3 separate regions of the Mus musculus genome follow, and all the other regions are linked to region 1. The links are chromatin contacts, found by Hi-C or POLR2A ChIA-PET in ENCODE. All regions are on one chromosome and are shown on one strand. The core of a region is the stretch at or near the end of the contact, and the rest is flanking DNA. Distances in the headings are between cores, read along the strand shown. Region 1 holds the start of Selenos (selenoprotein S). Region 2 holds the start of Tm2d3 (TM2 domain containing 3). Region 3 holds the start of Lrrk1 (leucine-rich repeat kinase 1).

What was found. A loop is a pair of places that touch in the nucleus more often than their neighbours do. ChIA-PET counts read pairs that join two places held with the same protein, here RNA polymerase II (POLR2A).
Region 2: POLR2A ChIA-PET joins it to region 1 with 10 read pairs in Patski. The contact joins the promoter of Tm2d3 here to the promoter of Selenos in region 1. A Hi-C loop is called at or near these places in 1 of 37 maps with a recorded cell type or tissue (left cerebral cortex). POLR2A ChIA-PET finds 5 or more read pairs at or near these places in 3 of 5 experiments (Patski and embryonic stem cell).
Region 3: POLR2A ChIA-PET joins it to region 1 with 11 read pairs in Patski. The contact joins the promoter of Lrrk1 here to the promoter of Selenos in region 1. POLR2A ChIA-PET finds 5 or more read pairs at or near these places in 2 of 5 experiments (Patski and embryonic stem cell).

Annotation. Positions count from the first base shown.
Region 1 is chr7:66,077,546-66,081,944 of GRCm38, forward strand. Selenos (selenoprotein S) reads left to right here and starts at 2,104. Exons shown (of 6, transcript NM_024439.3): 1 at 2,104-2,244; 2 at 2,787-2,921. The coding sequence starts at 2,169.
Region 2 is chr7:65,690,934-65,695,332 of GRCm38, forward strand. It overlaps Tm2d3 (TM2 domain containing 3), which reads left to right and starts at 2,484. Exons shown (of 5, transcript NM_026795.3): 1 at 2,484-2,636; 2 at 4,210-4,394. The coding sequence starts at 2,546. Gm33234 (a long non-coding RNA gene) reads right to left here and starts at 2,509. Exons shown (of 2, transcript XR_391545.3): 1 at 1,918-2,509. Tarsl2 (threonyl-tRNA synthetase-like 2) reads left to right here. Exons shown (of 19, transcript NM_172310.2): 19 at 238-1,160. The coding sequence ends at 386.
Region 3 is chr7:66,385,930-66,390,328 of GRCm38, forward strand. Lrrk1 (leucine-rich repeat kinase 1) reads right to left here and starts at 2,412. Exons shown (of 34, transcript NM_146191.3): 1 at 2,291-2,412.

The DNA of each region.
Region 1 (4,399 bases), core at 854-3,353:
GGCTAACTACAGAGATATGCCTGCCTTTGTCTCCCATGGTTTTGGTTTTGTTTTTTGAGGCAGGCTTACACTGCCAAGTGTGGCCTTCCTGTTGACACCAAAGATGACTCTGAATTCCTGATCCTCTTACCACCATCTCACAAATGCTGGGATGAGAGACATTTGCCACATACTCGGGTTTGCAGTGGGGGACCTTACACCTAGGATTCTGTACGTGCTAGGCAAGGAAGCACCTGGCCAATTGAGATACAATCCTACTCCTACTTTGTATGTTTTAACATGTTATCTTTCTGAATTGCTAGTTTCCATGTTAGATTGCAAAGTTCCAAGCGGAAGAGATTCCTTGGCTAAGACTATGTAAAATAATGATTTCATTATTACACTGTTTTATCTGTGTATCATGTACTTTGATCCTATCCATTCACCTCCCTTTTTATTGGTTTTGGGTTTTTGGTTTTTTTCAAGATAGGGTTTCTCTGTAGTCCTGGTTGTCCTGGAATTCACTCTGTAGATCAGGTTGGCCTTGAACTCAGAAATTTGCCTGCCTCTGCCTCCCAAGTGCTGGGATTAAAGGCATGGTTTTGGTTTTTTAAGACAGGGTTTCTCTGTGTAGCCCTGGCTGGAACTCACCCTGTAAACAGAGCTGGCCTCTAACTCAGGGATCAGCCATCCTCTGCCTCCTGAGTGCTGAGATTAAAGGAGTGAGCCAGCACCTCCTCTTTTAATGAAACTAACCCCTCTTAACCAGTGTGCGGGGATTAAAGGCTTTTAAGGCAAGGTTTCTCTGTGTAGCCCTCACTGTCCTGAGCGTCAAATTCAGAGACTCACCTGTGTCTGCCTGCTGAGTGCTGGGGTTGAAGGTGTGTGCCAACATTTCCCCTCCACCTTGTCTTTTAATGAAACTAAACATTACTTATTTCATCATCATGATTGCAGATGTTAAGGGACTGGATCAACAGGCAAATGAGCAACCTCCTCTCTCGTAACCAGATGTTTCACTTGCTCTGTATGATGTGAGAAATCACCTTAAGCAAAGAGAGAGGGTTCAAACTGGCCTCAGAGGTGGGGTGGCAGTCATCGGTACCAAAAAAGAAAAAAAAATTAAACTGATCCTTTTTTACCACTGAGAAAACTATTAAAATCATAAAACTTTAAAAATTTAGCAATTTTTTAAAAAAGCCATGTTGTGTCTGAAAAAAAAAATCAGCAAATTCATGGCTATCTTCATATTCTTAGCTTCATATCCAGTCATCAAAGTCTATTTTCAAGGTGGTTGATAATGTGAAGTGACTCCAGGCTTTTCTCTCCCATGTCCCCAGATGGAGTCGCTGAATTAGAAGATCCTTAACAGACTAGTTTTTATGACACAGTGAGTTTTATTTCCATTTTGGAGATTCAAAGTCCTCAAGCTTGGTACAGCACCGTATAGATTCCATCAGGCTCCTCAGGCTGAGTCATCTCACGGTGGGGTGCACAGAAATCTAGTCTCTTTTTCTCTGGGGACACCCACATTGACCTCATATAGTAGTTTCCCAAAGGATCCCACCTTTAAACACCACAGAGTTCTCACCTTCTTAATCCCATTAATCTATGGAAACTTGATTCCATCAGTTCCTTTTCAAATCGCAGCTATCTCCTTTATTGCCTTCCTAGTATGTTGCAGAGAACCATTACAAAAACTGTGGTAATGTAACACATAAGAGCCTAAGTTGAAGTCATTACTACATTAATTCCTTCCCTTGAGACAGTGGATCAGAAGAAAGGAATTCTAAGTAGATCGCTTTCCGCACGTTAGGGGAGGGGAATCTATGCTGCAAACCTTTAGGGCCCGGTGACAAGGGCGGGACTCAAATCTCATCTCCAGGAGGTTTCAAATCTCTTGAGCCTCAATGTCCAATCAGTATCAAATACAAGATCGGTTATCCGAGCTATGCCGAGTTGAGCTGCGAGCTCCTCCCTGAAAGTCAAACGCGCTTCCGCCTGGGCATCTTTCAGCCCCGCCCTCTGGTCACACCCCCCCTGTGATTGGTCGAGCGTCGAGGTAGGTCGAGCCACGATAGGTCAGTACCGCCACGGCAGTGAGCGCCACGTGTACATAGGGCCGAACCGGAAGCGCAGAGCAGAGAGGAGCAGCGGGCTTGTCGTTGGTGGCGGTGGCGGTGGCCGCCATGGATCGCGATGAGGAACCTCTGTCCGCGAGGCCGGCGCTGGAGACCGAGAGCCTGCGATTCCTGCACGTGACAGGTCAGGGGCGGCGGGCGCCGCCATGCTCGGTGGGTCGGCCTCCAGGAGGCTTGGCGTTAACGCCGCGGACTGGCCGAGCCTGCTTGTTGGGCCGGAGCTCACCTTTCTCGAAGTCGCCCTAGCTGGGCGGGCGCTCGCGGACTTGGCTCACGGGAGTCCCTTTAACATTTTCCTTTTGCAGTGGAGTCCTCCGCCCGGCGTTTCACTCTACCCGACACTAACACACTGTTGTCTCACTCCTTAACAAAGTGTAACTCACGGAGTCTGGATGGCCTTTGCTTTCCTGAATCAGATAGACACGTCCCCTTTAGTCCTTCAGAACCTAGCTGCTGGGCTCTGCACCCTCCGGGCTACTCCCGAGTCCCCTTGTAGTTGAGAAGTTTCTGTACCCAGCGATTCGCTTCTTAGGAGTCCATTTCCAGCTAGACTGTGAAGGTTCTGAAAGAAGAAGCTATGACTATTTTTGTAGAGTATTATTGAAAAAAATGCTATTACCATTTCTGAAACTGGTTTCTTTCTCTTTTTTTTTTTTTTCCCCCCAGTGGGCTCCCTGCTGGCCAGCTATGGCTGGTACATCCTCTTCAGCTGCATCCTACTCTACATTGTCATCCAGAGGCTCTCCCTTCGACTGAGGGCTTTGAGGCAGAGACAGCTGGACCAAGCCGAGACTGTTCTGGGTTAGTGCCATGTGGTAGAAATGAAGGCGCCTGTCATTTACTTAGTGGGTGGTGGCAAGACATGCCTTTGAGGTTTGAAAGATTTTTATTGAGATGCAAAGACTCCGTGATGGTGTATAGCATACTCAATGCACATCTTGTTCGGTGCATGGGGACCAGTCCCTGGAGATGGCCAGGTCTTGTGGAGGAAACAAGAAGTGTCAAGGGGCGGGGGTGGGGGTGGGGGGATCAGGCATTGGGGTCCTGGGAATCTTGCCACCTGACTGACTGGAAGTGGGGTGCTGCTTTATACAGCACTCCGTAGACAGGGATGGATTCATAGATCATATTTTTGTCCCCAGATGTATTTTAGCTTCCTCGTAGTCATAAGTTTAGCCATCATTGATAAACCGTGACAGAGCAGAGTTATCTTTTACAATCATTTTCCCTCATCAACCCCGTAGCCCATTTTTTTAAAGAATCTAGAGGCATATTTTGCCAAAGCATGACAGTCCATTCTCAGGCTGGTAGCTCTTATGGTTTCAAAGGCACTAGACAGAAAATCTCCAAGCCAGCCTGGGTAGGTTGTCATGTCCTATGGCAGTAGATTAGCAGTTTATTTAATCAACTTTTGATGGTTAGAGTGCTAATTGTCATTAGGCCCAAGGAAAATCTTCAGGCCAGAACTGCTACAGTTATTATTCAATTTTGGATGTAATACAATGTTTTTATCTTTGTGGAATTTATTTTTAGGTCTGAACTTGGTATTCTTTTGTTCCTTGGCCATAGGACATCACAGTGGTCCTGCATAGACTAATTTTTCCAAGGGAGGTCTTAATCCCTCATTCTTCTATCATTTATCCACACCATCCTTTGTCCATCAGGATAAGCCCCCGTGTAGGGCAGAGATAACTCAAGCCGGTTTAACTTTGTTGTTGTATCTTTTTCCTGGAGGGGCATTCCATATGTGCCCCCCCCAATGTTATATATGCCACGTATTCCCCTGAGTGACAGGAGGAAGAGGCTTTAACCTGATTGATCGGCTGCCAACCTCTCCAGCCTGCTGAGTCTTATTTCTCTTTTAAGTTTACCTTGTTCTAATTATCTTGTGCCTGAGTAAATGGAGAGGCGAGTGCGTGATCCAAGGATATCTTGGAGCCTGAGCCTCACAAGGAGATCTCTGGTGTCTTTATTTGAGACACAACCTCCGGGCCTAAGGAAGACCCTCAAGTAGAGCCAGATAAGGATGTCTCCCTAAAAGTGGGGTGAGTGGTATGCTTAGGACTCCCCTAGGAACGCTTAGAAGCTGTCCTCTTGGGAGAAGGCATAAGAGAGTCATACGCTTCCCATCAATCCCCAAGTTGTACAAATATTAAAAGTCCCCAAGCATGCAACACATGGAGATCAAGACCAGAAGTGGAAGACCATGTGACAGCGATTGTATCGCTCTGCTCAGCTTTGATAGATAGCGGTCAAGCAGCTGTGCTGGCTTTGTGACT
Region 2 (4,399 bases), core at 1,234-3,733, 390 kb before region 1:
AAGAATCAGGTGTCTGTTAAAAAAGTTCCCTTCCAATTTGTGTTCCAAGACCTTAGTAGTGTGCTCTGAAGTGGATAGGAGAGGGGCTCAGACGCCACCCTTCCCCTCAATCATGCTCATGAGACTGGAATTCAGTAAGCAGTATTGAGGAGAAACTCGGGTGTGTATCAAATGACGTTAACTTATGGCAGGTAAATCACTCATTTAAAAATGTTTATTTCTCTTTCATTTCTACAGTGGTTGGCGAAAAGGAAAAGATCAACAATGCAGTAAATGTTCGAACAAGAGACAACAAAATTCATGGAGAAATATCAATAGCTTCCGTCATTGAAAAATTGAAGAACCTCAAAAAATCACGTACGCTAAATGCCGAGGAAGACTTCTGAAGGCTTCTCCTTGGGCTTCTATATAACCTTGTTTTGACTTCTGAAATGTATTTTCCCTGTCACTTAAGATATTAGTACTTCTAAGAACCCTAGGGCCACTTGTAGGGCTCTAATGAGTTCAACCTAAGAAGGAAAAGTGATTATTTGATATAAACAAAATTTTAATTTGTTGTGTTCTGAGACTAAATAGGAGAAGCTGGAGAAATTTGCAAGCTATCAAGACTCCAGAGACCTCAGTGATAAAATGGTGTCCATTCAAAGAGGGGAACACTAGCGAGAATTATCAGAAATCATGCTTTGTTTCTTTCTCAAAAGATGTGCTTCCAGCCTGGGGGCTGTAGCTTCGTGACCAGAGCATCCGCGTTGCATGTATGAGGCCTGAGCTCCATCCCCAGCAGCCACCACCTCTCACCCAACAATGACAGGAATAGGCTTTCAATAAAAGCCCATGGCCCTTTTGTAACATGGAGGGGAGATGTCTTATTTTCTAATACACACATCTCAGGTATTTTTATGGCTGCTTTACTAAAGTTCACACTGAAACTCATGCCCAAAGCTGGAATTGCTATTTCATTTAGTGTGCAATCATAAGAGAAGTACTAATATCCTGTTAGTGGCAAAGGACTATGAAACCTCAAAGAGATTTTGTACAATCTGTTATTTGCATTGTGAGTTAAGAGTTACAGTTTTAATGCTTCTAATCATAATTCATTATATTTATCTTTAGAAACACTAAAGTCCTAAATAAAATGCATCACATGGTGTTTCTAGAGCCTCGGTATGTTCCATTGTTGGACGCTTGCCTGGAGTTGAACCACTGCTTTCCTGGGGTGTTTCACTTGTATGTTGAATCGAGTATATTTCTGATTTTTTTTTTTTTAAATCAAGACTGGGTTTCACGATGTAGTTCTGGCTGGCCTAGAACTCACTGAGATTTGCCTGTCTGTGCCTCTGGACTGCATTTCTGATATATTTAAATTATTTTTATTTTGTGTGCATGGGTATTTTGTCTGTTGTCTGGGCACTGCAAGAGTGTCTTGTGCTTATAGAGGTCAGAAGAGGGTGCCAGATTCCTGGAACTGTAGTTCTGGGTGATTGTGAGCCGCAGGTGGGTGCAGGGAATCAAATCTAGGTCCTCTGGAAGAGCAGCCAGTGCTCCTAACTGCCGACTCAGCTCTCCAGACCCTGTAGTTCCGATTTCAACCTTATTGTCTTGGCACTTAATTAAAATACCGTTATGCCAAAGAGAAATTAGTTACAGATTTATTTCACTAGGTGCAGCAGAATTCAAATTAGATGCAGAGAAGCATCAGTCTTTGATATATTATTGATTCTCCTGAACATGAAGAGTGAAGCATCATAGATGAAACCAGTGTGAGGGTGTAGGGTGCGAATTGTAACCATTTTTAAAGCTAACATTTACTGCAGGATTGTTGTGCGCCGAACACCATTTCATGTACTTTTTCACTTATCAGATGTGCAAGTGGGAATTTGGGGACCCCAAAGTGCAAGTCAACAGAGAGAGACATACCAACAGCATGCTTCCTGAAGTATATGCCATAGAAACAACGTAGGTTGCAGAGAGCAGCTCCCCCTCCTCGAGGTTGCTCTCCTGGCCAGTTTGGGGTTGGACTCTGCTCCTACGTGAAAATTCCACACACTTGGCTCTTGTCCCAGGCCCTGAGACCTAACCTGTTTTTCCAGTCTCAGAGGAACTCTAAACTCCGCGTGTCCCCCAACAGGCTGTGGTAAAACCTAAGGCAGGAGCCCTGGGTCCTGGTGCATGGGACTCTTGGAGCTGCTTCCCTGGCTTCATGGGTCAGCGGAACTAAAATGGGCTAACCACATCGCATCACAACCGTTTCCCAGACTCCCAATGGAAAGAGAAGGGCATCTCTTCAAAGGCAGTGAGGGGCTATTCTGGTCCGAGCTACTTCCTGCTGCTGCGGGTCCCCAGTTTCATTCATTTCCCTTGGCCAACAGCACTCAGAGCACGGCGACAAGGAGACCACCCAACCTCCGAGCTGGGAAGCAATGACACCCGCCGGCGGCGCCCCGCAGCAGTGCGCCTGCGGGCCGCGCCCGGACACGCCCCCTTCGGCGCGCCCCCACCACAGCCCCGCCTCCTGGCCCGGAAGTGCGCACGCGCAGCGACAAAAATGGAGGCTGCGGCCGAGCCGCTGCGGTCTGTCCGCCACCTGTCCCGCGTGCTGCTTTTCCTGTCCCAGTGCTACATTCTGTCGGGAGATGGTGAGTTCAAGGCTGGGGGCCGCACCGGGTGAGCTGGTGGCAAGGGGGTCCCCGGAGCCGCAGGAGGCCGGCGACCGACGCCTGGGCGCCGCAGCCCGAGGCCGCAGCACTGCGCTCCAGCCCGCCCCGAAAACCGGTGTTCCCTGAGTCGGTAGCCCAGAACCCCAGTCGACCCCGTCATTTCCGTTTCTTGAGCCGTAGATGCCCAGTGCAGCCCCTACCTGTTAAGCACACAAACCAAGGGTATCCTATCCCATGATAACATGCCTTTCTAATTGTAGGATCCTTAAATTTAGAGCATTCGCAGCCGCTGGCTCAGGCAATAAAGGATCCGGGCCCAACACGTACATTCTCTGTAGTTCCCAGGGCAGCAGGTACTAGACGTTTTCTATTCTAGTAAATGTGCATATTTATAAGGAGTAGTTGCCCGCCCCCCTTTGTTTTCGATACAGGTTTCTTTAGTATAAGAAGTCGCCTTTTGGTTTTGGCTGTTAGATGTGGTGTTGTTTAGATATGTAAATTAAGGGCAGACAGCCGCTTTCAGTAGACAGTTTTGGTCTTTTTGAAATCTATGACTTACCTCTTCATCCAGCCTTACAGGACTCTTCGTTTCTGTTTATTTTTTATTTTCCACTCTCTTCCAGTTCTTTAGCCAGTACTGTTTTCCCTTGAGTTAAAAACCAACCAACCAAACACCGAACTCTACAATGCTTCCCTAATGTTATATGATGTGCTGGGTTAAGAAGGTTGGATAGATACCTGGAGGATAATCCGGGTGAGATCGGGCTTTGAGGGATCTTTGTTTCCTCACCTTTGCAGCCACTGTAGTTATCTTGATTTAAGGCCTTTTCAGCCTTGTGATTTGAACCTTCCAACCTCGGGCCACATGGAGATAGGAACAATAGTGGGAAATGGTATTTATAGCGTTAGCCACTTCATGTCACTTCCAAGTATTCCTGTTTTGCTAACTGTCCGCTAGCTCTTTAGGTTCATCTGTTTGGAGTCCTATTATTTCAGGGATTGGACTTGAAACTGGCAGAGGCATTTCACAGATTTTTATTTCGACGTATATACTAACACCAGTATTTTCTAGAATTGGAGGGCTGAGGGTGTTGTCATTTTTGTGGTGGGGGCGCGCCGAAGGGGGCGTGTCCGGGCTTCATTTTTCCATCAGTAACTTTTGCTGGAAAGGACATTGGATTGGATTTGGAGAGCTGTGTGTTCTGGTTCCAGTTCTGTCCAACATGTCCTCTGGTATTTTGCATAGACTCTGCCTTATCCAAGCTTTAGTTTGTCCTCTGTGCTAATAGCTCTTGGGTCTGACCTGGGCCCACATTGTCTCTCAATGAGCACTTATAGTTTTCATGGCCATGTGGGAAGCAGGAAGGAGAGACGTTTTACTAATCACACCAGTTAGCAGGTCACAGCCAGCTGGTGACAGAAACCCTCTTAGATTGCAGGTGTCACTGACCCCAACTCCAAGCTGTTTGCATTCTAGCACATGTGTCCTTGCTGATTGATCTCGCCACCATTGAAAATTGCCTTTCACTGTTCTTTTGCTCACCATCCGTAGAGAATCAGCTGTTCTCTCACCTCACAGAAAGTACTGAAATCCCTCCTTACATGACGAAGTGTCCAAGCAATGGTTTGTGTAGCAGACTTCCTGCAGACTGTATAGAATGTGCGACCAATGTCTCCTGCACTTACGGGAAGCCTGTCACGTTCGACTGCACAGTGAAGCCCTCTGTTACCTGTGTCGTAAG
Region 3 (4,399 bases), core at 1,162-3,661, 310 kb after region 1:
AGATTGTAAGACAGAGCAGGGCTGATGCCCGTATGAACTCATAGAGACTGTGGAAGCAAGCACCGGGCCTGAACAGGTGCAAACCAGACAAAAATCCCAGCACCAAGAAAGGGAAGTGGCACAAAGTCCCACCTCTCAACCAAGAAGCTATGTGCAACTGTGATACCAGCTGGGATGAGGAGAATCAGCCTCACACACACATACGAATGCCTCCAGGGTAGGCCCTATGCCTAGTACGCGCGCGCGCGCGCGCTCACACACACACACACACACACACACACACACACACACACACAGAGAGAGAGAGAGAGAGACAGAGAGAGAGAGAGACAGAGACAGAGAGACAGAGAGACAGAGACAGAGACAGAGAGACAGAGACAGAGAAGAGAGAGAGAGAGATCCATGATTTTTGTGTGCCTTTTTTGTTTGTCTGGTTTGCCTTAGTATTCTTTGTTTTGTTTTTGACAGAATGAACATCAAGTTGGATGCATAAAGAGAAGTATCTGGGAGGAGTTGGGGCTAGGGAAAAGCATATGAAAAAATATATTGTATACGTAATTTTAAAAAGAAACATTAAAATAAAGAATGAATATATACGATATATCCAGAGCGGAGGGAGGGGCACATGGCAATTTGGACTGTGTAGGAGTTCGTATGTGCATCAGCCCTGTTGTGTCTCAAAAACAGAAGAAGGGAATGGACTGGGCCCACTTGGGGATGGAGCCAACAAGACTACTCTGGGATGATTTCTAGGGTTCTTCTTATTTTTAATATCTCTCTCTCTCTCTCTCCCTCTCTCTCTCTCTCTCTGTTTGTATGTTTGTGTGTGTGTGTGAGTGTGGCGTCCGTATGTGTGTGTTGAGATCATCAGATGACCTGCTGTTGGTCTTTGCTTTGCACCATGTTTGAGACAAGGCTTCTTCTTCATGTTGCCCACACAAAGCTAGCTGACCAGTGAGCTTCCAGGGAATCTCCCATCTTGAAGTGGGGGCATCTGGGATTGCACCTTTGTCTCATCTGGCTTTAAGCGGATTCTGAATCTGAATTCAGATCCTCACACGTGATCAGCAAGTGCTTTGTATACTGAGCCATCTCCTTAGCTGGTTTATTTAGTTAGTTATAATAATTATATCCAAACTATTAAGGAGACTGTTGTAGGTGTGGGGGAAGGAAACGTTTGGCTGACTAGAAAAGCCCCTCTAAGGACAAATTAGGTGTTGGTATGCTATATTCTTCTGGAACATGAGCAAGGACAATGAAAACCAAATCACAGAAAGAATTCAATGCTAAAGTTTTTCAAAGTGTACAAATCGTAGGTCCTTTGATGCTGCTATGTGAGTGTGAGTGACCAACTCATCAAAAATAGGTTATTTGGTGAGAATTTGCTAAGAGAATTTGCCTTTAAGACCCTATCTATCCTGCTCCGGTTTTTGCAGGGATGAGCATCATGTAAGAGAAAAACGTAATGGCCTCAAACTATTAAAAGCCAGACTGAACTGGCTGTCAGCATCCCTAGAGTCTCTCCATTGCTGTCTTTCTTACTGCCCCTCCAGGAATTCTTGTTCTCATCCATTAAGGACTGCCACTGGCTCCAAGCAACAGAGCCCATAGGCAAAGTGATGGGACCACAGGGTGAGAAACATGCCCCACGCGTGGAGCAGGGGAAGACCTCCAGACCATCCAGCACCACCCGGCTGTCCCGCACGCGCGGGAAGAGCCTCGCTGGGCCTTTGCCTCCAGCCACTCGCGCCCACGAACTCCCACGCTTAGACCCCACCCCCACTCCCAAGTTAAAAGTCAGGCTTTTTTTTTTTTTTTTTTTTTTCCAAACGCAAAAGAACTTTGTAGTCTCCCTAGTGTTTCCTACTTTTGTTTCTGAACTCGGCTCCCCGCCCCCGCCCCGCTCCGATCCCAGGCTGGTTTTCGGCTGCCCCAGCTCCCGGGTTCTAGCTCTGCACTCGCTTTAACCCTTCAAGGGGCGAGGGTCGCTGCGCAGCCCAGAGAGGCAGCGAAGAGACCCCGGGCAGCCCGAGTTCCAGACGCCCACCGGAGCTGTGACCTGCGGGTCCCGGACACAGGCCGGGGTCCGGAGCACGCGGTCGCCCGGGGTACGGGGTGCTGAGCTGGGGAGAGGAGCTGTGGGGCGAGGCGAGACGCAGGGCACAAGCAGGCGACGGCGGCTGCACGCGGGGACCCGGGCGCGGGACGGGGTGGTGCGGGCAAAGCTTGGATCTAAGGTGCGGGCTTCGCTCGGGTCCTCGGACAGGGCGCGGGTCGGAGCAGCACTTACCTGCGGCGGCAGGGTCTGGAAGCCGCGGATCGGCGACATCAGAGGGCCGGGGCCTGCCGGTCCTACCGTACTCTGCCCTGCAATGCTCTGGCCGCCGGGGGCCAGACGCACTTCCTCAATCCTGCGGCCGCCTGGCGGGCGGAGAGGGCGGGTGGCGCGGAAGCAGGGCTGTGCCAGAGGGTCGGCCGCCCCGACCTCCCCTGGATGGCCTGCCTCGGTTTCCCTAGCTGCAAGATGTCGGTGACCAAGCTCACTGCTCTTGTGCCTCGGTAGACGCTTGGGTCTTGAAACTTTGTGGACTCCTCTCCAAATTTGAATGCTTTGCTGCCTTCCCTGCGGACAGGCACAGTGACAAGGTTGTGCCTTTCCTACCCTGCTCGAGTAACAGATTAATTTTTATCCTGTTTGCTGGCCATATACTGTGACTGTAAATATTAAGAGAGCGAGAATATTAATGTGTGTGCAGGTCTTTATGGAGCGGTGCAGAAACTACATTTTAAAAGTTGATGTTTTGTAAACTGCGCTTTTTCACCACACGAGTTCGCTAACTTAAATTATGGACGTTTGCAAAGATATTACTAGCTGATGAATATTTTTCGATTTTCGAACTCCGGAGTAGCTGGGATTACAGGAGCATGCCACCCTGACTGGCTGCTTGTGGCGATGAGGTGGAATGTTGTCAGTTGATTCCACTGAAGTTAATAACCAAACGCGGCTATACACTCAGCAGGCAAGCTTCGGATTCCGCTCGTTTTCCCCGAGAAAAGATAATCCTTGGTAGAAAATCAGTACTGGACCGAAGTGCTTCTTACTGGTAAGAATGAATATTCCTGAGACCAAGTGCAAAGAACATTGACAGACCGCCTCACTGGCAGCTCACAGAATTTGAGAAGCCGTGGGCCGCCTGAGATATTTTGGGAACACCTCAAGTGTTTGTTTAGAGTTGGAGTTTGTATCCCTAGTTGGCAAGGCCACAACCTCGCAGCTCTTCTACGTTCGCTCTTCTTTTCCTCCATCGAACACTGTTACAAAAATGTAGGTGGGGTTCTGCAATCCTGTCCTCACCACCGAGGTCCTCAGACCAATTAGCAAGGCCAGCAACATGACTGCTATGGAAAAGTCCCTAATAATTTGCAAGGCATGGCGTCAGCAGTTTGAATGAGCCTGGCTTGGTGGCGCCTTCAGGGCATACATACATCACTGCCACCTAGCGTTACTAAAAGGAAGTCCATGTCTAGAGCCAGGACCAACACACACTAAGAGGACTTGTGTTGCCTATGCTTAAGTGGCAAGAAATTTTCCACTTTAAACAATCTTAGAAATAGGTTAAGAAAAGTGCCCAATTTAAAACAAACAAACGAGCAAACAAAGGTCTGGAATATTCGACACATATATGAGCTTTTTTTGAGATGGCCATATCACAGTATTCAACTGTACCCAGTAGGTGTGTTTTAATCACAAGTTTGCAAAGGAGACAATTACAGAATAGCTAAAATTCCTTCTCACTTCTTTTTCATTCCTGCAGACCCATGTTTTTCTTGGGTTTGCTCACATCCCACCCTGACTTTCAGTCTGAGGTTGGAATTACCCTGTCTACAAAGGGGTCCTCTGATAGACAGTGGTCAGAGGTAGATCAGCCACCCACCTCCCTGAATGAGCATGACACTGCGGAGGCTAACTGTTCCTTTTGTCTTCTGACACTCGATTTTATTCAGCCAAATGCTCACTTTTGTTTGATGTCTCCCCCCCCCACACACACACACAATAATTTAAAGACCCTCTTCCGGTCTCCACCTACAATCACAGTTGGCTACAAGGATTCTAGTAGGCATTAGAAAGTAGGCACCCACCAAGAGCTGAAACTAGAACATCCCATAATGTCTTCTTTGAGAGAATGTGTCCAAGTGCATGCATATAATTGCACCTGCACACACTTATACACACATACTCACACATGTCTCTAGAGTGGTTCTGTTCAGGCAGGCGTGCTCTAATTAATCAGACAATAGGAGGTGTCATTTTAATATCATCCTATGCTCACATTTGGATCAGATATGAAGTGCTCATAAATATAGCAACACAAGCAGAGGGGCTTACTGAGAAAGCTCT